Regions from separate parts of the Mus musculus genome. Here all the other regions are linked to region 1. The links are chromatin loops, found by intact Hi-C in ENCODE. Cell type or tissue: left cerebral cortex. All regions are shown on one strand. Each heading gives the region's core, and the rest is flanking DNA. Links, peaks and the distances in the headings are about the cores only.

Region 1 (4,419 bases), core at 156-4,155:
TCTTTCTAAAATCTCCTGCTCTCTTTTACACTCTTTAAGTGTACAGTTACTGACGGCCATTATTGCATAGGTGAACTGTCCGTAAGAACTAAGATCAGATGGCAACTTCCACTCTGAAACGCAAGTCGTTTTCAAGGAACTCTGCGTGTGGTAGAGGTGAACAGGAGTGCACCTGAGCACTCAAGAATTTAGCGACCCGCCCCTTAATTGCTACTTCCACTAGCTCATGGGGGCCGAAAAACGCCTTTGAGACCCTAACTGAGGTCGGTTGCTTTCCCTTTACGAGCTCTATTTTTTTTTTTTTTGAGAAAGCGCCCGACTTCCAGCAAAAGCTTGTATTCTTCAACGATTTAAAAAAAGAAAAAAAAATTAATCATCCAGTCTGGGTAGCGGAAGCCAGCACCAGATGGAGTGAACAAGCAGCAGCAGCAGCAGCCCTGCGCGGAGGGGGAGGGGGGACTGCTGGGGTCCCCTCCCCCGCCCATCCCCGCAGCGCCGCGGGCCGCCCAGACCTCCGCAGTCCTGCAGGTGCCAGCGCAGCAGCTGGGGCGCGAGCCGAGCCGAGCCGCGTAGGGCGGCGGCTCGGGGCCCCGCGCGCTCACCCCACCCGACCCCCGCGGCGGGGGTCCCCGCACGGGCTGGACCCACGGGGCGCGCCCCCGGCCCGGCCCGGCCCGGCCTCGCGGGGATGCGGGCTAACGGCGCCCGCTCGCCTCGGGGCCCCGCGCTCCTCCCCACCCCACCCCCCGCGCATGGCGGCCGGGCGGACAAAGGCGCTTCCTGGCGCCCGCGCTCGCTCGGCGGTGGCCGTTGGCGGTTTGAATCCGGCCCCCGGGGCTGACCTTTGGCGCCGCCTCGGCCGCAGCCCCTCCTGCTCTGCTCTCTCGACCGAGCCCACGGCCCCGCACCCCAGATCCATCCTCCCCCGGCCAAGCCCCGCAGCGGTCCCCCGACTCATCTAAAAGGGAACCCAAGAGGACAGGGGTGGGGGACACCTGCGACACAAGTGTCGCGGGGGGCCTCCTGGCTTTTTTTTTTTTTTTTTTTTGGTGCCGTCCCTCTGGCGAGGACAGTTCTGAGAGGGGAGGTCCCCTCTTTAGTCAATCCGCTTCAGCATCTTTCCCCGACCCGCGGGGCGCCGGCCGCTCAGCTACGCACTCACCATGCTGCAAGGGCTACGGGTTTCCGAGACGCGACCAGACAACCGCTCGACTCGCTCGCTCCACTCGGACTAATTCTCCTCCTCCGCCCCCAGCTCCTCATAAACACCTCCCTCCGCCTCCCTCCGCCAGATCCCTCCGCCTCATCCAGATAACGGAACCTAGCGAACGAGTCCCGGCCAGCCCCCGCCCCCTCCCCCCCCCCAACTCTCCGGGAGACCCCCTTTCTCCGCAGTCACTGGGCAGACACGCAAGAGAGAAAGGGGAGCAGGGGGACGGATGACGTAAGTGGGTTCCACTCCCAGGCAAGCCGTTAAAAGGCCGGGGGAACCGCGCCTGGCAGGAGCTACTTTGCGGCGCGGAGGAGCACCGCGGTGGCGGTCGACCAGGCGAACCTCGTTGAGCTTGCTGCTGATTGGCTGATTTGTACCTGCAATGCGTCACTTTCTCTCGCAGCCGGAACGCGGTTGCGGCTTCTGCCGTTGCTTGCTCGCGCCGCGCTGTCCTGGCAACTGCGCCAGGCGGCAGCGTGGCTCTCTCTGCGCTCGGCTGGAGGACCTTCTTCCACCCGTCCTGCCTGCCACAGACACACGCACACACTCACCTTCCCGCCCCGTATGGAGGTGCTGCTGACAAAAACAACACGGGCCAAAACAAAAAATAAATAAAACTGAAGGACACCCCCCCCCCCCAGTAAACACCCACCCAGCGCGCCCAGCTTCTCAGCGTTGCTGCATAGGGAGGCCGGTCGTTTTTCATTACACGGTGCCGAACCCATGCAGCTCAGCTGACAAGCTAATCAAAAAAGGGGCTTCCGTTTATGCCTACCCTTCGCTTCTCTTTCCTAGCAGTAATTTATCAGAAAGCTACTCAAACCCACTGTATCCGAGAGTGTGTGCTGTCGGTCTCCCCAAGGAGCCCCTCTGAAATTAGAAGCCCAAAGTAGACAACCAGAAAAGGATGATGGGGGTTAGAGAGGAAAATAAGGATTCCATCCTCAAAATACAGTGCCCAGAGAAGATTGATGGAACAGCCACGGCCCAGAGAGAATTAGGAAGATGGCGAAGGCAGAAAGAACTTCCCAGTTGAAAAAGCACCACCATGCAAACCCTCAAACCGTGGAGAGCAATCACTTTGTAAAAAGCAAGGCAAGATGAAACCTCAACTTCAGAAAGAAGCCTGCCTTCAGGATAGTTTCCCCGTTCAGCAAGAACATTTCGGTGCTAACAGCTATATGCACCCACTCGGAGAGTCCATTTTAACCTCCTTTACCTAAGTTAGACATCCCTCACACCTTTAAACATATCTTTTAATGAAGCCAGAGCTGGGCCCTCTTTCAGTCATGGAAACCAGACATTAAGCGGCCTTCTAATTAGCACTAACAAAGCTGACACCCTTTCGAACGAATGCCCACTCGATGGGAATACCAAACCAAACCAAACCTCAGATTTCTGTTTCTATTATCCTTGCCAATGTGGTGCCCTGATAATACTGAAAGGGAGGAGAGCTAATTAACCTTACCCCACAAATGAGATAAATATCATTATTTGGGAATATTACTTTAAAATGGGCACCTCCAGCCAAGAATCTGACGCCACCGTTCCGTTCCAGTGCACTACATTCTGGTAAATTCAAAGTTTTTCCAAGATATACCTCAGAAATTTGTCTGTGACTCCTCCTCAGATCTTCAGATGGAAGACCTACTAATTTTTTTTTTTGTCTTTCCGCTGACTCAGTAAAAATATTCTCTCCTTACACAGTACCCCATTAGCATGCGGTGATTTTACATATGAAATTTTTAATGGTGGGAAATTGAATGACAAAATGAATAATCACCTCTTCAAGGGAAGGAATTTTTAAGAGGATTGGTGCAGAATGTATGATAAGTACGCACTGACTCGTGCCTAGAGAGACGCGGTAGTGCTTGCTAACAAGTATATAGAAATATATTTTTTTTTTAAATAGAGAATATAGGAAAGCTCTTCCAGGTTTCGTAGGTTGGGTTTTGGTAACGCCTTTCTTGCATAATCTTCCTTGTTGACCTCTTAAGAAGACAAAGAAAAGTCAAGGGTTACATTTAAAGCCATTGCGGTTTATGTGTATTTGAGACTGTTCCAAGTCAATTTATTTATAGAGCACTTGTCTTCCGAAATATGACAGAGATCTCCGCCTAACCCTGGCAGTTGTCAGTGAAACGCAAAGTCAGCGAAGACTGTGTATCAGAGCCTTGGAAATATCTTTTTTTTTCTTCTGTCTGGTTCCCACGGTGAGATCTTAGAGTTCTCTACCTTTGTCCATCTTGGGGGAAAGAAAAAAAACAAGCAAGTTCTTCCCCATCGCTGCTTCTTCCTCATTTTCTGAATTGAGATAATACCGCCTTATCTCTGGATAGCTTCCTTTCCGGAGCTTCTCTCTCTTTTACCCAGTTTTGCTAGTTAGCAGTGAAACAAGCAAACAGAACATCACATAACACCATTCTTGAATATAGTCTATGGGTTTCTGAACAAATTGAAAAAATTAAGTCCTACTTTTTCCAGGGCATTGATCCTATGCAATGAGTCAATTTCTCTTCTATGATCTAGAATGGAATTGGGGAGGTAGGACGGAAGCCATCTTCTTCCACGGTTCAGACTCGTCGCCCTGGCTGAGAAGGTTACGCTGTTTTTCCTTTAATGAGGCAAAGCAGGACTAAGATGAGGCGACAGTTAGCTTTCCATCACTGTGACGAAACACCTCGATTCAAGAAAGCACCATGGCAGCTGCAGCTGGGGCTGACACTCACTTGTCTCTGTCACTTCCAGGCCTGTGTGGAGGAAAGCATCCTGGAAACGTCAGGGGAAAGAGCAAAGCTCTTAGAGAACTTAATGTTATAACCAAGCCTCTCCCCACCTCCCCAACTCATTAATCCATGAGGCCACGGAGGAATCAATCTATTCATGAAGTCAGAGCCATCGTGATCCAATCACCTCCAAAGGTCCCACACTGAAGAGTGTAGCCTTGAATACCATGCCTGCCACACATGAGCTGTTATAGAATACTTAGGAGTCAATCCAGGGCTGGAGAGATGGCTCAACAATCACGAGCTCTATCTAGCTCTTCTTTCAGAGGACTAGAGTTTAGTTCTCAGCACCCACGTTGGGCAGCTGTATGCAACTCCAACTACAGAGAAGCCAATGTCCTCTTCTGGCCTCTGCAAGCACAGATACTCATATGTGTGCAAGAGTACACACACACACATGCACACGCACAGGCACTCGCA
Region 2 (4,419 bases), core at 276-4,275, 84 kb after region 1:
TCCTTTTGTTACTGAGACCAAGAACCCTAAGAGGGGACACTGATTTCCTCAGAGTCGTGAGGATACAAATGCAAGGACACCTGTACAAGAACAGGTCCGAGGGAGCGTGCGCTTCCGGTCAGAGCTGGGAAGACTCAAAGTCAAAGAGGCTTCCTGGAGGAGCCCAATGGGACTCGAAGCTGCTGTCTGGCCTGGCCGTCGGAAGCCTGATAGGGAAGAGGGGACAGGAAGCTCCGGGGAAGAACAGATCAAACAATGTTTTCTCAAGTAGATTTAATGTACACCACAGGCAATGTGCCGAGTATCTTAAGATAGGGTGAGGGAGGGACAGTTCTTGGCCAGAATCTCTAAACAAAGATTAAGAGGAGAAAAATAGTTTATTAAAAGTGTGGCACATGGGAGGTAGGGGGAGGAATGACTTCTACAAAGAGCAGTGCAATTTTAGGACAGGGGAAAGGCCGAAGACACAAGAACTAGACTCTTTAGAGGCAGAGACTGTGAAAGGAAAATCAGATTAAAAACAGGAGACAAGGGCTCCTCAATCTACGCTTGCTGCGTAGATTCCTCTGGTGCCACCTCCGGGTGGACGAGGGTCTCAAGTGTCTTCCATGATACCACTTTCCTGGTAAAGCAGAGAACAGAGACACCCATGTACATTTCCATCCAGCTTTTAGGCAAATAGGGGAGGGACCGTCCTCCTTGCATCTGATCGTTTACTCAAAATAATCCTTACGCTTAAATGGCGTGTGCCCCGGTGGTGGTGGTGGTGGTGGTGTGCTCTGCCACCCTTCAATAGGATGGGAACAGCCTCAAGGCTATGTAAGGGGCTTAGGCCAAGCACCTAGTGAGGCCCTTTGAGCAGTGAACAAGCCTGTGGTAAGGCCTGGCCTTGGGGCAGGGGTGAGGGGGATGTGGGGGAGTGGAGATGGAGGGAGACAGGAGGATGAGAGGCGACGCTCCTAAGCAAAAAGTCCTTTCATTTAACTCAAATAGGACTGACTGGTTCCTATCGCTCGCCAGGGTCTGAAAAAGTAAATAGGGCCCGAGTCCTACTCCAGGGGTCCCTAGCCTAGTGCTTAGTCCCAGGACTTTGTGGCCATTAGTGGTAGGGCAGGGGGCGAAGGAGGCTTGCTCTGGCATCTCTCCTGCCACAAACTAGCGGATCCTCACGGTCCTGACAATCGTCCCCTGGCTCTCACCCTGACCTACCTCTCTCTCAGCCACACCTAGAAGGAAAGGGTTGGCCAGAGAGAAGGGACTAGGGTGACCTTCCGGCAAATACACCTTGGGCTGCAGTGGGGAGCTGGGCAGGCGACGGCCGAGGGCCTGGAGCCCTCCCCGGATTCAGCAGCTCCCCTGCGCCCCCTGCCGGCCACCGGACGCACTCCACGCATCGCCGCCCCACCCTCCCGGCTTCAGCACCCCCTCCCCCACCACCTACCTCGGCTCCCGGGATAGGTTGGGGAGGGAGGGAGCCTTCCATTGTTCGGGGAGTGGAGGCGTTTCCGGAAGTTCCCTACCTGATGGGGACAACCGGGGACGTCCCCAGGCCAGAAATTTCTCCCTTTGGAATTCCAGAGGGGTGGGGAGGTGACGTTCTTAACGTTTATTGGTTATTAATGGGGTGCATTTCCCGGGCGAGCTAGGGGAAAGAACTTGGAAAGTGTCAAGGACTGAAGTCATTCATTTTTCTCAGTGAGGCTTTTAAATTAGTCCTCGTGTGTATGTCAGGACACGCCTGAAGAGGACTCGGAGCCAACTGTTGTGCCCTCGGAGGGCTAAGGAAAGGCTGTATTCTCCGCCCTTCCTTCATCTCTAGGTAGTGGAGCCACCATCCTCCAAGAAGTCTGCCTTATTCTTCATTACCTCTGTTACAGGCAATGTCAGTGCCTCGCTTTGGTAGGTCAGGATTCTCTGCTCATTTTTGGTAAATTTTTTTTTCTGTATCTGCAAGAGTCTTAAGCCCATCATTGTGTCCAGGGGCAGAAAGCCCTATCCGTGTGAGGCTGATATCTAGGGAGGAGAAGGGCACAAACAGAAAGAGCATCCCATTTCCTGTCCAGTCAAGGAGAAACTCCCAGTATCCCCCACGGTCCCCGTGAATTTGGCCCCACATACCCGAAGATCTTCGTGAGTACCCCGAAATCTGAGCCCTGGACGGTTTGCTCTCTGAAAGGTATCCAGGACGCCACTTAAGATCACGAGGGCTTTAAACCTCGCCAGTCTCTCCCTTTCAATGGCTCCCTATTTCCCTTACAAGAAAAGCCGAGCTGCTGGCCACTCACAAGGCCTCCCTGCTGCGTCCCCCATTCACTTCTCTCTAGTCACATTGTTTCTACCCTGCTATCCCTTAACTACGACGGAAATCAGCCTGGGCTCTGGCCCTAGGCAGCAGATCCAGGGAGCGAGCCAGAGTGGCGAGTGTTGTGATAAAGTCCACGTGAGTGCTCAAGGGAGGATAAAAGCCACTCTGGAAATAAATAAAAAAGGAAGCGTGAGTCAAAGAGATGGGTGGGGAGAGAGAAAGGCACTCCAACGGGGAGAACAGGGAGTGGCCTGGAGGCCGGCTGCACCCCAGTCCAGATCGGAGACAAGGACGGCAGAGAGCACGTTTCGATTCTGAGAGACTTGTTAGAGCAATGATAGCTGATTCCTCAGTGCTCCACGAGGCCTGAGAAGTCAGGGCCAACAGTCTGCTTCTAACCCCTGAGAGGGCATAGTATGAACTTCTGGCGTGTTGTCTCATCCCCCAGTCCAGTCGTCCCTGTCCACCCCCCACCCCCCAAAGGCTGGAAATAGTAGAGCACCTCTGGGTGATCCAACTGGGGTCCCGGCATCCTACTGCCTCCTCCTACCCTTCCAGTTGCTCAAACCCCTGCCTGAGCTGCAGAGGGTCAGAAAAAGTCCTGTGTCACACATCTCCATTGCCTTGACCAGGAGGAAAACCAAGTTTCAAAATGGCCTTATTTTGCAATCTGACTCAAAAGGGTGTGGAGTGGAAAATTATAGACAGCAGCCACCAAGGGACTTTGGCTTAATATAACTGGTGACCTGGGAAACGGCAGAGGCAGAAAATAATTTCTGCCTTCTCGGATTGAGGGACAGGGAGGGCTTTTCGAAGCAGAGTCAAAATAAAGACTTCCTTCGAGCCGAGGAAGCTCGAAGGAAGCAGGTCAGAGGATAGCCCTCCCACTTCCTTGCGCCTCCCTCTCCAGCTTTTCTTCATGCTTTCTGCTCCTTCGCCCCCTTCCCATCCTACCCTCTTGGCTTTCCAGTCTTTTCTTATCTCCGCTTCTTCCACCCCACCCCCATGCCGCCCCCGCCCCTGCTCGCTTCCCTCCCTCCTCCCTTTGATCTGTTCTTTCAGCTTCAGCAGCAGATACTTTAGCTCCTAACCACTTATTAACAGCGAAAAATCATAAATCTTATGCAAATATCAAATGAGCACCTGTCAGCGACTGTCTGTAACCCATCAATTAGTGAGGGATCCAGAAACACGCTACAAACAGAAGAATCCCTAAGCAGACCTTCTGATGCGATACAATTTGCCACTTGAGCCCTGTTGGTCCACGGGCAGTAAGCACATTTGCTGCGTTGTGTGGGAGCGTTCCTGAAGGACAGATCCAGAACTTTTTCATTATACTGGACTGAAGCTCCATACTCATCAAGACGATAACTCTCCATGCCCCACCCTCTGGTACTCACAGATGACTTCCGCTCATATGCAAATGTAAAGAAAACCATAAAAACCTTTGAAGATAATAGAAAGAAAAAACCCTCATGGTGTTAGTTTTGGTTATGGTTTTTGTTGTTGTTTGTTTGTTTGTTTGTTTGGATTGTTCTTCTTTTTGTTTGTTATTGTTTTGAATACAGAAAGAAAGGACCAGGCAGTGGTGGGGACATACACAGTAGGCATCTAAAACATTTTGAGTCGAAGGTTTGAAACTGCCAACAGATAATGCCAAGGGCACACACATTCTCGGATGATGGTGGCAGCCATGCACACACTGAGAGGACACATTTCAGTCCAGTCAATGTCCCAAATGCAGGTCCCTCACCCATGGACTTGACCAATATTGGATATTAAGGTTTTAGGTCTGAGGATTAATATTGTCAGTGTTAACAGGATCTTGAATCACCAGTAGACGAACCTCTGGGCACGCCTGTGAGGATTTTTCTTCACTAGGGTAGCCTCTGGGTGCATCTGGGAGGAACTATCTTGATTCTGTTTTTCTCTGGCCTTACCTGAAGAGATGGTCTGGATTCAATTAGTTGAGGTGGGAAGACCCATCTTAAAAATAAGCTACAGTAAACTGAGCGGTGGTGGCACACACCCTTAGTCCCAGCACTTGGGAGGCAGGGGCAAGAGAATCTCTGAGTTCAATGCCAGCCTGGTCTACAGAGTGAGTTCCAGGACAG
Region 3 (4,419 bases), core at 209-4,208, 54 kb after region 1:
TGAGCTTTGCAGAGACAGCCTCATGCCCATGAAGCCCCAGACAGAGAGAAAAGGGAGGCTGCTGCCAAACACCAAATGAGGACCACCTTCTGGCAGAGTCTGTGAGCCTATTCTACCTCCCATCAGATGGGACACCAAGAAGATGGCAGTTTCCAATTCCATAGACAAAGGCATTCCAGGTGGGAACAGCTGCAAACTGCTTCATGCTACATGCAGAACTCATGGCGTGGCTCTAAACAGGAATGAAATGGGCCATGTCCAGTGATCTCTGTCTTTCTCCCCCACAGGCCGGTCTGGTCCCGGCTTCCTCTGCATGACCTAGTCACCTTAACCACTGATGTCACATCTCTGCTGTGAGCCAGGCACCATCACGAGCCTTGAAAAGACAGCAAGGAATGGGACAGAGGTGGAGGTGGAGCAGACAACGCAAGCCTTGCAGCAGATGGCACAGTCCTGAGCAGACAGCACAGGCAGGTCCTGCAGCAGACAGCTCAGGCAGGTCCTGCAGCAGACAGTACCAAGGGCCCAGGCTGGTCCTGACAGTCAGTGAAGGGCACAGGCTGAGACCACAGAGGGAGCTGACCCAGAGCCAGGTGTTGGAAAGGAAGAAGTACAGAGGCTGTGCTGACTAGCCACGGAGCAGGTGTTCCTCCTCTTGTAAGCCCCAAAGGTCCTTCATCCTGGGGGTCACCACTTAGTGCTCCACTGGTGGGGAGAGCAATGAGTCCATCCTGATCCTGCATCCAGAGACTGATGGGTCCACAGAGCTAGGAGCCAGCCTCTGTCCGCTCCTCCCCAGCGTAGAGATAAAGGTCTTTGGGGTTGCTTTAATTTAGTTTAGTTTGGCTTGATTTGGAGGGACAAATGGAGGGACTTACTATGTAGTCCAGGCTGGCCTCAAATTACCCCAGCTTCCCAAATAGTGGGACAGCAGGCAAGCAATCCCACACCTGGCTCCAGCTCAGAGTTGTAATCTCTCTCTCTCTCTCTCTCTCTCTCTCTCTCTCTCTCTCTCTCTCTCTCTCTCTCTCTTTGTGTGTGTGTGTGTGTGTCTGTCTGTCTGTCTGTCTGTCCGTGTCTCTGTGTGTGTGTGTCCCCTCAGTGACAAGCAGAGGGAGGGAAACAAGCAGAGAAGCAGAGAAGGTTAAGGTTAAGGAGGTTTAGGATACAAGTCCTAAGAAATGTCTTGGGAAGGGAAGACAGAGGGAGGGGATGTGTAGCACCTGCCTGGGAGGAGGAGCCAAGCCCCAGGCCTGCACTCACCAAGAGGGTGGAGGAGAGCCAGGTGGACCAGGTCAGAAGCATGCTCTAAAGGTGACCTTTGAACCCTGGGCAAAAGTCTAGACACACCCCTCAAGCCCAGAGAGGGAGAGACAGATCTGTGCCTTCTAATTCTCAAAAGAACTCAGGATGGAAATCATGGGGGACAGCCTCGGTACCAGAAGAATAAACTGGCAGCCATGAAACCTCGAAGGCATGGTTCTATCCTTTGGGCATGTCGTTAAGGTTAGACTTCAAAGAAGTGACAAGAAAGAAGAGTGCTTCTCTGATTTCACAGAGCGGAAATTACTTCAATTTAAGGTTCAAGATAATATAGTATCTGAGGCCACATTTGTGCAAATCTATCATCAGATCTTTCAGAGATTTCATCCAGGCAGCCTTGGGGTGCATGGTGATGAGAAACTCAGCCTGCCTTGCTCTCTCTTCTCTGCACACACCTTCCCTCCTCCCACTTCCTCCCCCACCTCCCCTTTGAGCCAGAGCACGTGGGAACAGGGAATTATGACTGCAGGAGCCTTGGGGCATGGTTTCTCAGAAGGAGAAGCTGATATAGACTTGACTCACGAAGTTCTTACAGCACCAGACCTATCCCTCTGCTTTTTCATGTAACCAGAGAAACAATTTCTCTGCAGTTATGTCCACTGTCCTCCACCCAGACAGTCTTAGATCGACGCAGAGCTGCTGCTGCCCTGCATGGCCAGGACTGAGAGGGGCCCACTTCCCAGGGATCCGCTGGGCATCTTTCCTGAAGCTGTTTCTTTTGTCAGAGACCCTAGAGATGTTTATTAGTCTGGGAGAGTAAACACGCTGAGAAGCTGGGCTGTGTTTCCTCTTACTGCTGCCTCTCAGTATGTTTGCACTTTATGTAATTCGCATGTAAGTGGGAAGCCTGAGTTGGTGGAAATCTGGCTTGAGCATCCAGAATATGCAGTTCCCTGGATAGCCACCAAGAGGGGACTGAACAGAAGACATGATGTCACCTTCAAGGGGGAGACTTTTCAGCTGTCTGGGGCGGGGAACTAGGACGAATGAGAAGAACTACCGGCCTCAAACCCCAAAGGAGAGGCCAGAACACCTTTCTGGGCCCCAGTCCAACCTCTGCCTTGAAAACAAAGCTCCAACGAGATGTAGTGCAGATTCCAGACCTCCAGATCCTAGTTGCCCTGAGGGAGAGCTAGCTCTAAGCAGCCCAGAAGGTCTCTGGGTATCCTGTGCCCCCACCCACAGAAATCAGGAGCCCAAGGCTATAACCAGTGTAGAACCAGACCTAAGATAATTCAAGGGTTACCAAGCCAGGTCTTTCGAAACCTTTCTCTCACTAAGGGAGAGGAGGGGCATGGGCCTAGGGAATAGGGACCTCCACCCATCCATGGACAGCACCCCCCCCCCCCATCCCTTTAGTCCTTGGCAAGGTAATTAATGGCCAGGAAGCTCTACATCAGCCTTCGAAAGCTAGTGCGGCAGGAGCTCCCTCCTGACAGCAGAGCTAATAAGAAAGTTGCTAATGCAATTTATCACTTTAAAAAGCCATATGCCGGTGGATATGAGCCCTTCTCTGCAGCAGCCAGCAGCTCTCAGAAGGGGGTGCAGATGATGTCTTCACTAAATCAGTGGCATGGTGCAATGCAGCAGGCTAAGCAGAGGAGGGCTGCTAGGGATGGGATGGTGGTAGACTGCTGCAAGCCGCAAGCCCCTCCCCCGCTGCAAGCCCCCCTCCCCCTCCCACCCCGCCACCCTCACACCCCCCCACCCTCACCCCCACCCCAACCCCCCCCTCCCGCTGCAAACCCTGGCTGCAGACCTCAGCTGTCCCATGCCCAGGAAGTCTACCTGGGCTAGCTGAGGAACCAACCCATTAAGAGCTAGCTGGGCTCTGAGCTCCAGCCCCTGCCTCCTTGGAACTGCAAGAGCGGGGCGTTTCACTTCCTGTTGCAGTATCTTCAGAGATGACTGATCTGTCTCCATCCCCGGTGCCGACACAACAGACCCCACTAGATGGGCACATTTGTTTTGTTGTTTTTCTCTCCTAATCCCCTGCAATCCACGACCCAGGGTTGTCAGCCCAGAGCCAGCAGCAGGGAAAGATGAGAAGCCTATCGGGTCCAACAGAGTCTCTGTCCCCAGCTGAGACAAAAAGCTACTTTCTTTAAGTACCCGGTGTCTGGTAAAACAGAGAAGCTTCTACAAGGGAAAGAAAAACAACAAAAACAAAAACCACTGAGGTGTGCTTATAATTGAAACCCACAAATGAAACAGTTGTCCGCTGTGGGAATGGAGCCCAGGGCTAGGGAAAGACACTGATGAAATGTCCACATGGCTGGAGTCCCCAGAGCTCTCTGGAATGGGTCTCACTCTCCATCTGTGGGAATGATAAGGGTTGGGGAGGGGCTACGATTCATGTCACCAACACCCCAAGAAACACTGAAGCCAGTTCTGCTGTTGAGGACTTTATTTTTTTATTTTTTTGGTTTTTCGAGACAGGGTTTCTCTGTGTAGCCCTGGCTATCCTGGAACTTTGTAGACCAGGCTGGCCTCGAACTCAGAAATCCGCCTGCCTCTGCCTCTGCCTCCTGCCTCCTGCCTGCTGGGATTAAAGGCATTGCCACCACGCCTTGCCTTTTTTTTTTTTTTTTTTTTTTTTTTGAGACAGGGTCTTCAAGCTGTCTATGTAGTAGAAGATGGCCTTAAACTTCTGATCCTCCTGCCTTCACTTCTCAAGTGCTAGGATTACAGTCTGTGCCCTCATGCTGTGTTTATTGGGGATTGAACCCAGGGCTCCAAGTGTGCTAGGCAACCAGCTCTAGTTCTAACCCTGTAGCAAACTTTGATCCTAATTGTTCCCTGTTCTCTACATCCATGGCCTGGATTTGGGAGAGAAGATACCCACACAAGACAAAGGCCAAGGACGCAGATAATAACTACTAGGAAAAAAAATGTTATGCTGGGATCTGACACAGTCCAATGTGGACAAAGGAGAGTGTCTGCTTCTATCCTGCCTTCCTGTCTTCTGCCCAGTTAGTGTTGTTGAGAATGGACAAAGATGGATTGAATTCAGCCTGAGGACTTCACCCAGGAAGATGGAAGTGAAGCCCCTCCCCCACACTGAACTGATGTCACTTGTATGTCATCCAGAAAGTT
Region 4 (4,419 bases), core at 169-4,168, 120 kb after region 1:
AGGGCAAATTAAATAAATTAAGAAGTAAAAAATCAGCCATGATAGCAGCCTGTGCTGCTGAGCATTCCTAGGGTTAAAGTAAAAGGAGATTTTGTTTCCTGCTCGGTTTAACCTGTGCAGATCTGTGTGCAAGACCTGGAATCTGAGGACCTTAAAGGTCGAGGCGTACCACAGTCTAGGCTGCAGACAGCCTTACTTTGGAGTCAGTGTGTTTTTATGCACACATGAAACACAGCAAGCAGTGATCCAAGGAAGGGTTTGAGTTCAGGAAAAAAACAACACATAAATAAACATCAGTAAGCACATACTGAATACTGACAGAGCAGCCCTATCCCAGAACTTCGTCAGGACAGACCCACGGAAGCACAGTTGCCTGGACGTACTATAGATTCTATCTGGGAAAGCATGGAAGCAAGGCAGAAGGCCGTATCAGATTCAGGGTTCGCTGACCAGGCTGGGTTCTACCGTATGATCTGACATCCATCAAGAATAAATTGAAATTTGAATGCCAATGTTTGTTGCAGGAGGCACAAAATCATGTCTGAGAACAATTCAGGGAACAAAGTGCCCTCTGCCTTTTCTCCTGGAGCCTCGCTCACAGTTCCCCACAGCACTGCTCACGATGGTAGTCCTTTGACGTGGCAACAATCCTTCCTGCAATGAGCACCTGTGACTGTTTCCTGGTAAGCCTAGACCAACGATGACGAAGCAGCCAAGAAGCTAGTGTTCTGGCCTAGTTTCATCTCTGTCATGGTCTGTTTGTCATGTCTCGTGCCTTTGGGTATGAGTGGATCCCAGGGTGATCTCCTGTGGGAAGCCACAAACGCCATTACAAGATGGCGCTGGCTACCACTGGCCACCACCCATGATTATGGGTAAACAACCAATGTGCGCACGTGCATAAGAGTTTTTTGCCTAGTCACTGCCTGGCCCGACGCATATTAATGAGGTACTGGTAGCATAACCAATCAGGTATGGACACGTCACTCCTAGGCCTATATAAGCAGCGCCATTTCTGGGGCTCGGGGTCTTTCGCCTACGCCGTCCATGCTCTCCCAATAAACGTGTTGTAGAAGGATCCTGTTGTGGCGTCTCACTTGCTGGCAAGTCAGGCGTCCCACAATCTCCTCTTTACTACTTAATTTATTGATTATTCAGTGTTAGGGATCAGAACTAGAACTCCACAGAAAGTAAATACTTTAACCTGCTCTACACTCCTCTCTCTCTCTCTCTCTCTCTCTCTCTCTCGGGAGGGTGGCAAGACAGGATTTCTCTATGTAACAGAGCCCTGATTTTTCTGGACTGACTCACTTGTAGACCAGGCTAGCCTCGAGCTCACAGAGATCTGCCTGTCTCTGCCTCCTGAGTGCTGTAACTAAAGGCATGCACTGCCACCAACGCCTCTGCCACCACCACCACCACCACCACTTAGCTTGAGTTCTCAAAGGATCCTGATGGCAGGAAAGAGAAAGAAGGGGGAGGGGCAACTGTGTCCAAAAGATCCAATTAGTTCAGGGCCACAGGAGTGACTTCTCAGTACAGTGTACAACCGTTACCGTATGTGTGAGCCAGAGGTAAGGTGGATGTCTAATGGTAGGCTGGGCCCTGACTTGGGGCTGGAGTGTCTGTTCCCATGGGTCAAAGGTTGAGCCCTTTCCTAGGAATCACGTATTTACTCTTTGACTCATCCAGCAAATATCTCATTCCTTGAAGCTACAGATATTTATTGAGCATCTACTATGTTCTAGTATAGGCACTGAGGATGTAGCAGGGACCAGACACATGAGAAGTAACACAGACGGATGAAATAGTCAGTAGATTAGACAGTGCTAAGGAGAAAAACCAAGTCTAGAGGAGGGTAGCAGACGCAAGCCTTCATCCTACGAAAAGCATCTCAGATAAGCAAATTGACACTGCAGTGAACACCCAGTTAAGGAACTGAGGATTGAGTCATGCAGGAGTCTGGGGAAATATTTGTTGAGGTCCCAAAGAATTTCTACCTCTGTGGGCAGGTGGGGGGTGGGGGGTGGGGAGAGGAGGCTGGGCCCTGGCAAAATTCCAGCCAAAGGCCACCAGAGGAAGGAACACCTAAGCTAGGTTTCCATTGCACAAGGGCACTGTTAAGTGTGTCGATCCTGTGTTAGGAACAAAAGCCGAGGGTCTTCACAAACTATGCCCAGGAAATGGGAGACGTTTTGTGTCAGGATCATTTTTCAGCTTCATGGTTTTTTTTTTCTTTTTCCAGAAGACTATTTTTATAAATTACTGATCATAGCATAATCTGAGCCCTTAGCAACCGTCTGGTGTTCATGGTTTCCAAATGTGGTGAGAAAAAGAATCCTCTGAACTGCTTGGATGAAGGATACTGACTTCAGCCTGCCCCGGTGGCACACGCCTGTCATCCTAGCTACTGAGGATGCCAGGGAGGGAGGTGGTAAGATAAAGGCTCACCTGGACAACTATGTGGAGAGACTCTTTCAGTGAATAACTATAAAATGTTTGTCAGAGTACTTGACTAGGCAAGCATGCAGACTCAGATCAAGTGAGTCTGCAGTACCAAAGTGAAAAAAGACCCTATAGACTCCACCTCAGCCTTGGTCAAAGTTCCAGCCCTTGGCGGGAGGTGGGGGGAAGGGGTGGGCTGAGGCAGGAAGATAGTGAGTTCTAAACCATCCTGAGATAGACTCTGTCTGCAAAGACTAGACCAAACTAAACAAACCTGGATTCTAGCCATCACCCCAGCCCTGTCCCCAGAGGGCTCTGGATTCTGGCTGTCACCCAGCCCTGCCCCCAGAGGGCTCTGGGGTCTGCATGTTTAGCCAGCACCCTAGGTGACTCCACTCCAGGCTGTTTGGGAGGCTCAGAGAGTGTTTACAAACAAGGGAAAGGAGGCCTGGTGAGAGGCATGTCTTGCCCAAGGGAGAACTGGTCAGTCAAGCAGGGCTGGGAGTGATACTTCAGTTTCCCAACTCCCTCTGTCTGTGACTGTTTTTATTTTCACACAACACAAAGATAGCCTGTGATATTGGAACAGATGCCAGGCCGGGCATTTGTTAAGATATGCCAGTAATAAAGGACATAACAATTACTACCTTTGAGAGCTGAGTGCCCTAGTTACAGTCTGTAAGGGAATGCTTGGTTCTGTTTATGGGGCCCAATAAAATGATGAATAATATGTGAGCTAACTGATTTGGTAAGAAAAGTTTTTTCTCACACAATTTTTATTTTTGTTTGTTTGTTTTTCAAGAAAGGGTTTCTCTGTGTAGCTCTGATTGTCCTTCCTAGAACTCGCTCTGTAGACCAGGCTACCCTCAAATTCAGAGATCTCCTGCTTCTGCCTCCTTAGCACTGTGAGCAAAGGTGTGCCTACCACCATACCACCCTTTTATTTATGATTTATTTACGTGTGTGTGTGTGTGTGTGTGTGTGTGTTATGTGTGTTATGTGTGTGTGTCCACAGAAACCAAACAAGGGCATTGGCTCCTCTGGAACTGGAATCAGACATGGTTGTGAACTGCCTCGTGAGTGCGGGGGATCTAATCTGGGTCCTCTGGAAGAACAACCAGGGCTCTTTTTGTTGTTGTTGTTTAAGAGTTTATTTTATTATTACCTTTTCATCTTCTGGGTGTGAGTGTTTTACTTACACATATGTCCGTGTACATACATCCCTGGTGCCCTCAAGTCCAGAAGAGGATGTTGGATCCCTGTTACTAAAGTTACCATGTCGGAGCTGGGGGTGGAACCTCTAGACCCTCTGGTAAAGTATCCAGGGCTCTAAACCACGGATCCACCCTTCCATCTCCATAAAAGTTGTAAATTACATTTTATTCACTGTGTGTGTATATATATCTGCATGTGTATTTGTATGTGTGTGTGTCTCTGTCTGCCTGCATGTGTGTTTATGTGGTGTGTGTGTGTGCGCGCGCGTGTGCACTTGCTAGGTTTTTATATCAACTTGACACAAACTAGGGTCATTTGGAAAGAAGACTCTAAACCGAGAAAATGCCTCTATAGGATAGACCTGTGAACACACCTGTTGTGATTTTCTTGATTGATGGTTGATATGGGAGGGCCCACTGTGGGTGAGGTCACCTCTGGACTGATGGTCCTAGGTGCTATAAGAAAGCAGGCTGAGCAAGCCATGAAGAGCAAGCCAGTAGGCAGGACTCCTCCATGGGCTCTGCATCAGCTTCTGCCCCAAGTGCTCTCTGTAACTTCCTTGGATGGTAGACCATTTAGCTCTCCTTCCCTCCTCAGGTTGCTTTTGGTCATGGTGTTTCATTACAGCGATAGAAACCATGACTAAGACAGTGTTGATGGGTACATGCATGCCCACCGTGTGTGTGTGGAGATCAGAGGATAATAAGGGGAATTTGGTTCTCTCTTTCCACCATTTGGGTCCCATAGGTCATCAGGCCT
Region 5 (4,419 bases), core at 290-4,289, 73 kb after region 1:
AACCCTGCAGGAAAAACAAACAAACAAACAGAAAGTAAATAAATATATTTTTTAAAGAATTAAAAACGTTTTAAAAAAATATAAAATAAAAACAAGCAGAGATTGTGCGGTGGCACAAGGCTGTCTGTGATTCCAGTATTTGGAAGGCAGAAGGAGGAGGAGCAATAGTCGAAGGTCACCCTCACCTACATAATGACATGGGGCCAGCCTGGGTTGCATGGGTCCAGGGACCTCCAGCTTAGGTGTTCCTCAGTGAGATGGGGATTTCTGTCTCAAAAGTACAAGAACCAACCAACCAAAAAAGAACTGTCCTGGGCTGGAGACAGTCAGGTGACGTTTAGTCAGGTAAAGTGCTTGTCCAGAGAGCATGAGGTCCTGGGTTCAATCCCCCATGCTAGGTAAATGGTGGGGCCTGCAATCCCAGCACTCAGGAGGTAGAGACAGGAGGGTAAAACTGTAGTACATACGCATCCTGGGTTTAGAAAACAAACAACAAAATGCCTACGGAACAGCCTGGAGAGATGGCTCAGCAGCTAACGGCACTCGGCGCTCTTGCAGAAGAATTGAGTTCAGTTCCTAGCACCCACATGGGGGAACTCACAGATTCTCCAACCCAGATCCAGGAGCTATGATACCCGCTGTCTCTGCTGGCACTTGCACTTAGAGGCAGCAGTCACCAGAACAGCCATTTGATTACTGGAGCCGTGGCCTTGGCAAAGGCTGCAGCGGAAGCCAGTTCACCACAGGGCTGGCCCTGCTGCAGACTTGGACTTACGTCCTCGCCAACCTTCTCCATATCTGTTAAGTATGAGCTTAATTGCTGATCCTGTAGTGTTAGAAGAGACTGCTGGGTCATGTCACCAAGGCCCTGGCACTTGAAGTACCCAAATGCCACCCAGGTAGAGCAATGGAATGTCCTGGGGAGCCTAGAGCTCCTTTGGGGAAGTCCCATAGGCTCACCCTCTTTCAAGGTGAACAGGTTTGGTTCCAAAGGTCCATCTGACCCAAGATCTGTGCATGTGAAGGCAGAGGCAAAGTGAGTCCGTTTGAGACCTCCAGGATTTGAATATGTGGTATAGCCTTGGGAGCTGAAGGTGAGGGTGCTAGTAATGACTATGATGACCGTGTGATCGCCAGGGAGGTAGCAACCTGCACGGAATGAAGCCAACTACGTTGAGTCAGATATCCACAGGTCTCTCAGCAGAAGCAGAACATAAAGTCATAAAGCAGCAGCTCCTACCCTTAGCTCCACAGCCCTTAGAATACATTAAAACCTCAGGAGAGGGGGAGGAGGAGGGGGACCAGGGGGAGCAGGGGGAGGAGGAGAAGGAGAGAAGAAGAAGGAGGAGGAGGAGGAGGAGTAAGAGGAGGAGGAGAGAAGTAGAAGAAAGAGGAGGAAGAGGGGGAGGAGGAGGAAGGAGAAAAGGAGGAAGAGGAGGAGGAGGAGGAGAAGAGGAGGAGGAGGAAGAGGAAGAGGGAGAACAGAAGGAGGAGGAGAAGGAGAAGTAGAAGAAGGGCTGGGCAGTGGTGGTGCACACCTTTAATCCCAGCACTTGGGAGGCAGAGGCAGGCGGATTTCTGAGTTCGAGGCCAGCCTAGTCTACAAAGTGAGTTCCAGGACAGCCAGGACTATACAGAGAAACCCTGTCTCGGAAAAACAAAACAAAACAACAACAACAAAGAAGAAGTAGAAGGAGGAGGCGGGAGAGGAGAAGGAGGAGGAGGGAGAGGAGAAGGAGGAGGAGGGAGAGGAGAAGGAGGAGGAGGGGGAGGAGGAGGAGGAGGGAGAGGAGAAGGAGGAGGCAGAAGAGGAGAAGGAGGAGGAGGGAGAGGAGGAGGAGGGAGAGGAGAAGGAGGAGGAGGAGGGAGAGGAGGAGGAGGAAGGGAAGCTATCTTTAAACTAATCAGTGGGTGGGTAGGGGTCTCCTCAGCAACACAACTCAGCTCATTCATCCTGTAGCTGCTCCCTCCTGAAGGGCATGTGGGCATCTGGGACTGGGGATCATCAGCTTGGGTGTTCCCCAATGCACTGCAGGTATTCCTGTCTCAAATAAAATTAGCTTCCCACAGAATCAGGTCACGGTTCTACCAAGGGTCTGCCAGGACGTTAGGATGAACTGGTGAAGCATGTGGCTGAAACTGGTGGAGTCTGAATGCTGCGAAGACCCCAGTCCCTGAGCAAGTGTCTCGTCCTCTCTGGGCCTCCAGCATCTGGTCTAAGAGACGATCCAGAGTAGCCCATCTCTCCAGCTACCTGTACTTTTACTGTTGATCCTAAGACTTCTCAAGACACATTCTTCTACCCTTAGGCATGGTGGCAAACTCCTGAAATCCCAACACTCCGAAGGGAGGATTGATAGTTCAAAACCAGCTTGTGGTGCATAGCAAGACCTTGTCCTAAAAAAATAAACTGCACAGTAGCATGTGCCTCGAACCCTATCCCTGGTGAGGCAGAGGCAGGGGGGCCTCTGTGAGCTCCATGCCAGTCTGGTCTACATGGACAGCCACAACTACGTAGTAGAACCCTGTCTGAAAAATAAAATCAAGACAAAATGAAGGCACATCCCCAGTCCATCGGCCCATGATCTTCCTAGTAAGCCAATTTATTAAAGCACTAAGTCCTTTAGTTCCTAGCTTTTATGTTTCTTTCCTCCTCTGACATAACTGCCTGAATGGGGACCCTCAGCTACAACAAGGTAAGATCACGTGGCCTAGAGGGGCTGGGCTCCAGAGAAGACATGAGGAGAGTGGGGAGGGGGGCTCAAGAGTTCCTCTGCCCCTGGTGGTTAGTTTAAAAACCCGGCTTGAGAAGAAAGCTGGGTGGGGCAGCCTGGGCTGTTAAATTAACCTGTGAAAACTGAAAAGAGAGAGAGAGAGGAGAGAAAAAAACAGCCCTGTGCCTGCTTGGCTGTGTAGAAGAGCCTGCCTCTGCTGGGGGATGGGCAGAAGGTGCGCCACGGAGAGTGGCAGGCCCTACCTGGGCCTTGGGCAGGAACACAGAGGCCGTTTTCATCTGGCCTTCAGAAGTTTCCCTTTGTGGCATGGTGCTGTTAAAAATATTCCTCCCTGAAGGTGCAGCCACAGCGCAGCAGATGTCCCTGGCTGAGCACTTGGGAAGAAGCTATTAAAAGGAACGTAATTAGGTTGTCATCCTGGGGCCTCCGAGCCAGGCTTCCGAACGCCATCTTTGTTGAAAGTTTTCCAGATGTAAAACATTGCAGAATCAGGTTTATCAAAAAGGAATGGGGTGGGTGCAAGAAACAAGCAAAATAACGCTATAGTTCAAGGCTGGCCTTGGGCCCTGAGTCTTTTCTTTCTGTGTCTCTTGCCCATCCTAGATCCTAATTCCATCTCCTCCTTTCTCCCTTCCCCACCATCATCTGCTCTGAGAAAAGCCTCTATCTATCATTTACACCTTAGCACAAATGAACGCACCTAAGCTTCATGGCCCCCTGCAAACCGCCTGGTTCAGGCCCAGATTTCTGAAGCTTTAGCAAACAAAAGCCTTGTCTTTTGTCAGGCTGTCAGGCACTGGAGTGGAGGTGGGGGAGAGCCTTTCTAGTGACCCTGAAATCACACCAAGGAAGCCACCTACTCAGCCATGCTGAGAGAGCCTGCCCTGATTCCAGAGAGTCCTATTCTACCTTAGAGGCACAGCTGCTGTAATCACCCCCTCCTGCTGGCCTGTTACATCCTGCAGGCTCATCTAGTGGCTGTCAGCATCCGCCACTCACCTCTCTGTACATCAACATGTATTTATCAAGAGTTCCCTGGCAAGAAGCCTGCTGAGTGGTAGAGAAGGCACAGGGAGCATCAACAGAGGACAGGCTTGTCATCCCGGTGGGAGGGAGAAAGACACGCATCCGGCAATCACGGAAATAAATGCAAAATAAGGGCTGCAGAAGGAAGTGTGTGGTTGGTGCTGAGGAGACAGGCCAGAGGGAGGCTAGCCTGTAAGGGAAGTCGGGAAGCCTTCCTAGATACTGAGCTGCAAGTGGGAGCTGGGACGAGGGCTGGGGGAGTGGGGGGTGGGGTAGACAGAGACACAGCGGCTTGCTAGACCAGAATAGCTCTTGCAAAAGCACTGGCTAAGTCTCAGAGGGAAGCCCATAACTCCTAAGACACCCTTCTATTGCACTTAAGTACTGGACTGTGTGCCAAGAGGGGACACGAGGTGGGGGAGGAGAAAAAGAATAGAGTCTGAAATGGTAGAAAAACCTGGTACAGGCAGCTGCTGAGAGGTGACCCTGACAAAGAGGCCATGGTGGTGGTACAGAGCTGGTCTAGCCTCCTCTTCTTGAGGCCTCGGATATTCTGGCCAACTTTTCATCATTGGTAACAAAGCACGGCGTTTCCCTGGGTTATTTTATTTATAGCAAAATTATTAATGAATACCTAATATATTTGCAGAGTAAAGAA
Region 6 (4,000 bases), core at 1-4,000, 75 kb before region 1:
TCTTCCCCACCTCTCACTCGGTACTCTACATGCGAGGCCGACTAGCTGAGGTGAAGGGCAGCTTCGAAGAGGCCAAGCAGCTGTACAAGGAGGCTCTCACCGTAAACCCGGACGGCGTGCGCATCATGCACAGCCTGGTAAGCCACTCTCCCCTCCCAAGACCTCCCTTCTCATCCCCCTCACCCCGGCAGGTGCCTGCTGCTGCTGCTGCTGATGATGATGATGTCGATGATGCTTCCGGGCATCTCTAGGAGGTGATTTCCTGCCCGCTCTGCTATGAGAGACATCTGTATATGTCTTGTAGGCGTGAGCTGTTTCCCTCCCATCAGAGTCTGCACTGATGGAGGAAGAACTCTGGAAGGGATGAGTTTTTTGGGTTTGTTTGTTTGTTTGTTTGTTTTGTGGCTTCCATGTTGCTGTGAAGTTCTGTATGTGGTCTGCTCTCAAGATCCATGGCCACTCGTTAAAGCCTTACCCTGGGAGATAATCCAGACTCTCCGCAGTTCCAAAAATCGCCTTGTATGAGGGTCCTCAGCCTCTCCTCAGCCATTGGGCTGCCTCTTTCTTTCCAGGGGCGTTCTCTTTCCTGGTGGGACTCAAGGGTCTCAGAGGTGAACCATGTCAAATCTGGCATGAGTGTACATTGAGAAGAGCCCCTGGGCCCAGTTCTGGGACATGGACACAGGATTTGCATACCAGGGACACAGTGACACGCCGGCACCCGTAGTGGGGAGGTTTGGTAGTTGAGAAGCGCTTATCCTGACCTAGCTACCTTCTTCCTTGGGTGGTCATGGGTAGGTGAGCCTATCTCTGAACCTTGAGTGTGCTTATTCATCCAGTGAAGAGTCTCTTGTTAGGGAAGCAGTAATGTGTTCCCTACTCTGACAGAGTAAGACTCTACAGATGACCTTTCACCCCTGTTTTCCTTGCTGCTTCCAGAGAACAGAGAGATGAGGACAGAGTGGTCACTGAAGGGCCACGTAGGAACCCACAGTCAGTGGGACCATGGAGAGGTCTTGGTTCACATCGGATACCCCTTAGTGTTGAGAATGGCTGTTGCAGCAGCTCTAACATCTGGCTCTGGAGAACACAGGGTTGGAGCACAGGGTCCCATGTGGGCGGCGGTCTCCGTTGCCAGATCTTATTCCCCTCTGACAGGAAGCTATAGAAGCTGGGTTTCAAGTTGGGTTTGAGGAGGTCAGGCACGCACTCAGAAATCCCTTGAGAGGATGGGAGCCCAGGGAGAAGCTGGACCGAAGTGTCTTTATTGCTTTGTAACCCACTGGTTCCTGAAAACGGAACCAAGCGAAGATTCCCTGCTCACTTCCCATTCCTGCTGCCGGATCTCTTCTTAGGTTGTATGAATTCTGAGCCCCAGCTAAGAAAAAAAAAAAAAAATCATAGGCCACAATGTCACACAGCCTTGTCTGTCCCTTGCCATGGCTCCCCCTGTCTTGGGGTCAGCCCAGCTAGTGTTTGGTGTTTTACAAGGCACACCTTCTCCTTCCTCCTGCATTTCAGCATTGGCTTTCCAGGTTAATGCCTCACTAGAGGTCACATCCAGAAGTCTGGATTATTGAGGAGGACTGGGCTGCCGCCATTCCTCGTGGATCTGAGCCCGAGACCTCAACCCCCAAACCCAACAGAATCCAGTAACAAGTACAATTTTGAAGTAACAGCGTACCATTTTTCATTTATGCTTATTATTGTTTGTAGCTATTTTCTTGAAATTGAAGCAGTTTCCAACCATGGGTTTCCATGGTAACCGAATAGCCGTCCAGAGTAGCTCCCTGCAGATGTTACTGAAAATGGTCCTTTTTCTCTTCCTGGGGTGCCTTGCTGATTTAATGAAATTGGAGCAAGTTGGAGCCAGGGCTGCCCACTCTCAGTTACCAGCAACCAGAGGGGCAGCCGGCTTCTGAGTGGGCAGCCCATCCCTTTTCCACAGGCTTTGTTCCTGCCAGCATCCCACACGTATGCATAAAGAATAGCAAATCGCAAGCCTGGAGAAGATTTAGTAAGCATACTTTCCTAAAGACGTGTGAATGCTTTAGCATGTTGCTCTCAAGTGTTCCCCTCATCTAAATGTCTTCCTTGTGCTGCTGGCCTGTGACTCAGGACATCTGGGCTCTCATCCTGGCTCTCGTTTTGGTTGACTTGGGTGACATAGGACAAGAGTTAACTCCCATTGTTCCCAATGTCCCCTTTTATAAGTGGATAATAATTGTCCCTAGATTATAGTGTTTTTATATCAAATGAGATAATGCCCGTGGAAGTCTACAGTGAAATAGGAAAGGAGACCAGCTAGCATACAGACCACTGTTCTCCGGGCCCCTTCATTGACGGGCATTGCAATCAATCATAGCACCCCCAGAGAAATGGACTTTGGTTACAAAGGCCTGTATAGCACCCCCACCCAGCCATCCCAGGCCTACGGGAGTGGTACTAGATTCTAGGGGTGACAGAGGAGGCCAGCCTTGACCACCCACAAGTTATGAGAGAGCTTGGGCATTGCGTCATTGGATGAGCCAGGGGTTTTTTTTATTCCCTCGTATCAAGGGGAATAATCATTTGGTTCCTTATGACTTCAAAGTGTGTTTTCGGGTTCAGGTGAACTGCAAGCGGTGAGAAAGAGACCACTTAGGGTACCTTTGTCACCATAGTGACAAAACATCCTGCAGCAGCAAGAAGCCTAAGCCCAAGCCCCACCTTCTGCCAGGTAGACTTCTGTGAGCCACATCGCATCAGTAAGGGGGTGAGGTGGGGGTTGGGGGGGCTTTGGCACAAACTGCCTTCTAGTTCCAGGGAAAGTTTATGGTCAGTGGGGAAGTGAGGAAGCAGGGAGGAAGCAGGGAGGAAGCAGGGAGGAAGAGGAAGGACGAACCAGCAAGGCCAGAATTCCCTCTGGGACTGCTTCACTGGTTAGCTACCCAGGGAGCGGTGGCCTGGAGTTGAGTGTGCCTTTCAAGCCCAGCTGACCTGCACTTAGGTCCACTTTGCCTTGTTCACTGTTTAACCGAGGCCGAGGAACCTTTCAGAGGTTCAGAATTCCTGTCTGTGACGTGGGGATGGCTATGCCAAGCATGAAAGGCTGCTGTTAGAGTGCAGCTGAGTAAGCGTGTAGCGTTATGTATGGGCTCCGTGTTCAGTTGCTCCTGGTTTGCAGAGGGAGGCGGGAACCCTGAACCAAGCCCAGAGGCTCTTTGCATTAAATCTACTCACCACGTGCCCCAGAGAAAGACGGCCAAGGCACGGGTATTCAGGACATGGGATCCCCTGTCTTGTGGATAGGACCTCGTGAATACGGTGCAAGGCCATGCTGACCTCAGCTAAGGGGGGAGAGAGATTTGCAGCCTTTTCTCCCCGGTCTCAGGATGCTGAAGAGGCGCTGTGGTGATAGGCTTTGGCGAGGCATGCTGCTGTCTCTGCAGGCCCTGTGCCGTCTGTTTGATGATGTCACAGAGAAAGAGCTTTACTCCTCAGCCTCTCAGGACACTCTTCTTCCTCTGTAATATCCTGAGAGGCTGAGATCTCTGAAGGTTCTCCAGTGTTGTGCAGAGCGAGGGTTACACAAAGCAGCCAAGCCTCGGGGCCCCTGACACAGCCCAGACCCTTCTGCCTCTGCTGCCATGACCTGGATCTCAGGGGCCAAAGCGATTTGATGTGGCTTGGTGCTTGCCCGTTAGCTGGGCTGCGGTGGATGGCTTTGAGAAGAGCAGGCAACTGGGAGAGCAGGAAGATCAGAAGTCTGGCCTTTTGCCGAGAATGGGGAGGATGGGGAAGAGAGACGGGGAGGATGGGGATGGGGGGAGAGATGGGGAGGATGGGGAAGAGAGATGAGGATGATGAAGATGGGGGAAGAGATGGGGCACATGGGGAAGAGAGATGGGGAGGATGGGGAAGAGAGATTGGGAAGAGAGATGGGGAGGATAAGGATGGGGGAGAGATGGGGAGGATGGGGATGGGGGGAGAGATGGGGAGGATGGGGAAGAGAGATGAC
Region 7 (4,419 bases), core at 420-4,419, 220 kb after region 1:
TGAAAGATGACCAGACATTTCTGACAGAAAGGTCAAAAGAGGGCCATTCCAGAGCAGAAGGTCAAGTGTACACAGAGGCCTCAGGTTGCAAGACAAATTAAGTTCATGGTTCCTGATTGGTGTCAGGGAAATAGGCAGGCATGTTCAAGCGTCAGGAAATGTGGCTGGGGAGGGCAGTCTGCAGTTAGATTGTCTACATTTCTTTGTTTTCCAAGTATGTGGATATTAGCCTGTGGGTTAGTAGTGTCTAAATTTGGCTGTCAGAAATATCCTGGAAACTCCTTAAAGACACTGGGAAAGGCCAGGTATGGTGGTTCATGCCTGTAACCCCAGTTTATGGTCATTCTCAGCTATGTACTGAATTTGAAGTCATCCAGAGCTACACGTAGTCTTGTCCAAACAAAACTAAACAAAACAACAACAAAACCTACAGAGAAATGGGGTGGGGAGTGTCAAGCACAGTGGACCCTCGCCTCCTTCAGGTCTTTATCCCATAGAATTTAACCCACGATCAATACAAAACACAGCCTCACGTCAAAGGGACTAAGAGATAGTTTATTTTGGTGTCAAATATAGGCGACCATGGCCTAGAAACACTGTAGGCATTTAGGCCTCTACTCATCTCCCCCTCCCTCTCCCCACCTACTGTCTCTCTCTGTCTCTGTCTCTCTCTCCCTTTTTCTATTCCTTCAACTCCCCTCCCCAGGTCCTGAATAAACTCTATGCTATACTCTATCACTGTGTGTCTGGTCACTCAGGGGGAAGGGATGCCTCAGCATCGGCCCACAGAGGCACCTCCTTCCCCCACACCTTACCTCACCAAACATTTTCCATCTTTTTATCTTTTTATAAAACACAGTAAGCACAGTCTAGGTTATCCCAAATACCATGTTCCAACATGATATACCAGTCTCATTTTTATTAATTAAATTAATAATTTATTTCTGTTTTGTGTGTATTTGTGCTCACATCCATAAGTACACGAGTCCCATCGCGTGGGGGTGTGGAAGTCTGAGGATAACTTGTGGGAGTTGGTTCTCTCTACTTTGGGGCCTGTATTAGGCCACTAGACCTTAGCACAACTGACTCCATGATGGAAGTACTATTCAGGCTGTAAAACTCAGCACACAGACAGCACCTCCTGCCAAAACTAAAATAAAAGCCCAAATTCATCAAAAGTCCACAGTTCTGGTAAAGTTTCTACATGTCCTAAGGTTGCTTTTTTTTTTTTTTTTTAGTTCCACTTCTGGTTAACTGTTCTTGTTAATTGGAGTATGACAACCCAGAATATAAATATATGTATATGTATATAGCTTAAAAGCTCACCCCAAGAAAAGTTCAGTGCTACAATGGGATCCTGAATACCCAGGGTAGTTACTGGTCAAGTAATAAAGCTGTCCTATTGGCTTAAACCTGTGGGCAAGTTGTTTTCTCTGGTGGATACCACACAATAGGTCCAGGCACGGAATCCAGGGCATCGGGCTTGGTACACATACCTTCACCCAGAGCCATCTCAGTGGCCGTCGAGAAACTGTATAGAAACAGAACAAAGAAAGTTTTAAATCAAGGCCGTAGAAACTAAGGGGTCTGTACAAAGATTATATTTGATAATCACAAGGTTGTTAAGGTAAACACAGAGGTGGGCAATAGTAGCTCTTTAGGGGACTACAATTAGCTCAAGATAATTTGGCTCAGGGCTTGCAATATTTCAGCTCCCTACAATCACATCTTAATCAGTTAATTAGCCCTTAAGAATGTTTATAACCCTGCAGTTTTTCCTGTCGGTTTACACCTCTTAGTCTCCATCTTTCTGTGTGTTTGTTTATCTACTTCTAAAACAGTGTGCAGTCTGCATCCATTCACTAGCACGGAAGAAAAACCAGATGCAACCTCTCTACCTCCCCCGCCTCCACCCTTTTCTTTATTGAGACAGGGTCTTGCTACACAGAAATCCAAAGCAGGATGTTTATTTATTTAGAACTCCAAAGCAGGTTATTTATTTATTTATTTATTTATTTAGGATGCAGTCTCTGGTAGCCCAAATTGACCTCCAGCTGCGTAGCCAAGGATAATACTGTACTGTGTTTCTTGCCAGACCCACTTTTAACTTTTGGCCCTTCTGACCTCCTGAGAGCTGGGGTTTCAAGTGTGTGTCACCCTACTCGTTTCCACATTTAATATATATATTTTTTCTTTAAATTAATAAGTGTCTGCACCTGACCTCCTCCACCCACACCGAGGATCTGGAGTTACCAGTTATGATGAGCTACACTAGTGATGGGGACTGAACTCAAGGTAGGCGACTATGAAAACATTAGGAAGTTAGGAAACTGCTGAGCCCCCAATCTGTCCTTTATTTGTTTATTTATTTATTTATTTATTTACCAGACAAGGTGCTGAGCCCCCATCTGTCCTTTATTTATTTATTTACCAGACAAGGTTTCTCTGTGTAGTCCTGACTTCCCTGGAACTCGATTGGTAGACCTGGCTGGCCTCAGAGGCCCCCCCGAGTGCTTGGATTAAGGGCATGCGCCACCACGCTCGGCTTGCCAAGTGTCTATTGGATGAATTCGTCAACCGATGGGCGAAATGCAAAACTGGGTCAGCAAGAGGTTGTGCAGAATATACCTGAAATTTTACCTATGGCAGTTTGCACTGCAAGTGTATAACGCACACTCAAGGCTGGGTGGGGGAAAAAAGATAGTTCTTTGTTTACAAGTTCTTTGTGATTTCACTCTTACGTTTCCGGTCACTTGATAAAACAAATTCCTAGCTGACCCCGCCTAGCACACCTACCCACCCACCAGGCGGACTTGAAAGCGCAGCCTCTGGAAGGCCTGCAAGGCTGCAGAAGTCGGACGCATGCGCAGTAGCTAGAGTCCTAGAGTTCGCGGGAAGCTGGGACCTTGCTCGCTTATGATTGGCTACTGCGGTAGACTCCCACCCACCGGGGCGCAGCGCTGCATGGTGATTGGGCGAGCCCACAGAGGCCGGACGAGGTTTAGGGGGCGAGGTTGGGGAGGCGGGAAACGACGCGGCCAGCGCAGGGTCGCTCTGTGCTCTAGTGGTGTTGGTGTGGAGCGGCTCGGAAATGGCGGTGCAGCCTAAGGAGACGCTGCAGTTGGAAGGCGCGGCCGAGGCGGGCTTCGTGCGCTTCTTTGAGGGCATGCCGGAGAAGCCGAGCACCACGGTGCGCCTCTTCGACCGCGGCGACTTTTACACGGCGCACGGAGAGGACGCGCTGCTGGCGGCCCGCGAGGTGTTCAAGACCCAGGGCGTGATCAAGTACATGGGGCCGGCAGGTGAGGGCAGCCGCGGCGGCGGGGCCCGGGCCGGCTCGGGGCCGCGTTGCCGGAAACCTGGGCGCATGCAGCGGTGGGGCTGCGGCGGAGCGCCCCGCCCGAGAGCTGCCTCCCCGGGCCACGCGTTTAGCATCTTGTTTTGGTTCGCTTCCGCACAGTGCGCTGGGCGGCTGCACACCGCCGAGTCCAGGCTGTCCTCGGACGCCTCGAGTTCCAGCCTCCCAAGTTGATAGGATTAGAGTCTTGTGTCACCGTGGGTACCTCCAAATCAATAACAGCCCGCAGCCTAGGAGCGAGGAGTGGAGGGCGTTTTGAGAGCTTCCTTTAAGACACCCTCATTTGCCAATAGGCTGTGTTTTGTTTTGTTTTTTTTAAACCGTCTCGCTTGAGAACCTGGGATGGACCATTGCTGAAGGGCAGTATCGCCAAGTGGTCAGGACCTAGGATATGCCCTGGAGCTGAACTGCCCGGATTTCAGTTGTGGATCCCCTACTGTTTGCTGAGTGCGGTTGAGCTAGTTGGAAAGCTGTGCTTAGCTAGCTAGCTAGCTAGCTTTCTTTCTTTCTTTCTTTCTTTCTTTTTTTTTTCTGCCACCTTGGCTCTCACCACTCAGCATCATCTCTCCCTAAAAGGCTTCAGAACTCATTTGTGGCCTAGGAAGATTAATTTGATCACCATAATAACCTCTCCCCCACCCACCCCCGTTGCTTTTTCTTTCAATTACATTGAATGTCCATTATATCATACTTTGGAGTTGTGAGTTCTAATTTTTTTTTTTTTTTTGGTTTTTCGAGACAGGGCTTCTCTGTTATAGCTCTGGCTATCCTAGAACTCACTCTGTAGACCAGGCTGGCCTCGAACTCAGAAATCCACCTGCCTTCCAAGTGCTGGGATTAAAGACGTGCGCTACCACCGCCCAGCATGAGTTCTAATTCTTTATGCTGTTATATGCAAATGGATGTTACAGACATCGTATTTCTGCCTGGTCTGTGCTAGGTAATAGTCTGCTGCCTTCACAACCAGTTGAATTTGTTTTTGTTAGACAGCTATTCTTTATCTTGAGTTAAAGAGTGACACACACACACACACAAGAAATGTTGTGTCCATTAATAATGTT

The links. Peaks named below come from ENCODE experiments on the same cell type or tissue, not always from the same donor. Only the 100,000 strongest peaks of a DNase experiment are listed, where the experiment ranks them.
Region 2: a loop joins it to region 1, with 6 times the contacts of the local background. A loop is called at or near these places in 20 of 42 quality-filtered maps.
Region 3: a loop joins it to region 1, with 5 times the contacts of the local background. A loop is called at or near these places in 5 of 42 quality-filtered maps.
Region 4: a loop joins it to region 1, with 2.8 times the contacts of the local background. A loop is called at or near these places in 14 of 42 quality-filtered maps.
Region 5: a loop joins it to region 1, with 2.8 times the contacts of the local background. A loop is called at or near these places in 20 of 42 quality-filtered maps.
Region 6: it touches region 1 in a loop (4-fold over the local background); 6 of 42 quality-filtered maps call a loop at or near these places.
Region 7: it touches region 1 in a loop (1.8-fold over the local background); 2 of 42 quality-filtered maps call a loop at or near these places.

Annotation. Positions count from the first base shown.
Region 1 is chr17:87,445,631-87,450,049 of GRCm38, forward strand. Calm2 (calmodulin 2) reads right to left here and starts at 1,305. Exons shown (of 6, transcript NM_007589.5): 1 at 1,163-1,305. The coding sequence starts at 1,165. In left cerebral cortex, for the core only: CTCF peaks have their summits at 475 and 1,668; DNase peaks (open chromatin) are centred at 446, 1,272, 1,585 and 2,149; H3K4me3 peaks cover 2,124 bases; H3K27ac peaks cover 2,486 bases.
Region 2 is chr17:87,529,241-87,533,659 of GRCm38, forward strand. Gm30984 (a long non-coding RNA gene) reads right to left here and starts at 1,856. Exons shown (of 2, transcript XR_877095.1): 1 at 1,442-1,856. In left cerebral cortex, for the core only: a CTCF peak has its summit at 1,367 (motif pointing left); DNase peaks (open chromatin) are centred at 1,409, 2,434, 3,136 and 3,546; H3K4me3 peaks cover 1,793 bases; H3K27ac peaks cover 2,966 bases.
Region 3 is chr17:87,500,004-87,504,422 of GRCm38, forward strand. No RefSeq gene overlaps it. Among named protein-coding and RNA genes, the nearest start is that of Gm30938, 28 kb to the left of the region's middle. In left cerebral cortex, for the core only: a CTCF peak has its summit at 2,210; DNase peaks (open chromatin) are centred at 429, 1,803, 2,206, 2,857 and 1 more place; H3K27ac peaks cover 3,259 bases.
Region 4 is chr17:87,561,237-87,565,655 of GRCm38, forward strand. All of the region lies in intron 1 of Gm46587 (a long non-coding RNA gene), which reads right to left. Among named protein-coding and RNA genes, the nearest start is that of Gm46587, 7.3 kb to the right of the region's middle. In left cerebral cortex, for the core only: no CTCF peak of the experiment used is centred there; a DNase peak (open chromatin) is centred at 2,342; H3K27ac peaks cover 523 bases.
Region 5 is chr17:87,518,954-87,523,372 of GRCm38, forward strand. All of the region lies in intron 1 of Gm30984 (a long non-coding RNA gene), which reads right to left. Among named protein-coding and RNA genes, the nearest start is that of Gm30984, 9.9 kb to the right of the region's middle. In left cerebral cortex, for the core only: CTCF peaks have their summits at 2,782 and 2,983; DNase peaks (open chromatin) are centred at 3,073 and 3,813; H3K27ac peaks cover 2,169 bases.
Region 6 is chr17:87,370,525-87,374,524 of GRCm38, forward strand. It overlaps Ttc7 (tetratricopeptide repeat domain 7), which reads left to right. Exons shown (of 20, transcript NM_028639.3): 19 at 1-137. It overlaps LOC102632541 (a long non-coding RNA gene), which reads right to left. Exons shown (of 3, transcript XR_003952232.1): 2 at 184-1,378. Among named protein-coding and RNA genes, the nearest start is that of Stpg4, 55 kb to the right of the region's middle. In left cerebral cortex, for the core only: no CTCF peak of the experiment used is centred there; a DNase peak (open chromatin) is centred at 1,894; H3K27ac peaks cover 2,903 bases.
Region 7 is chr17:87,669,505-87,673,923 of GRCm38, forward strand. Msh2 (mutS homolog 2) reads left to right here and starts at 3,028. Exons shown (of 16, transcript NM_008628.3): 1 at 3,028-3,302. The coding sequence starts at 3,092. In left cerebral cortex, for the core only: a CTCF peak has its summit at 2,788; DNase peaks (open chromatin) are centred at 2,244, 2,914 and 3,405; H3K4me3 peaks cover 1,647 bases; H3K27ac peaks cover 890 bases.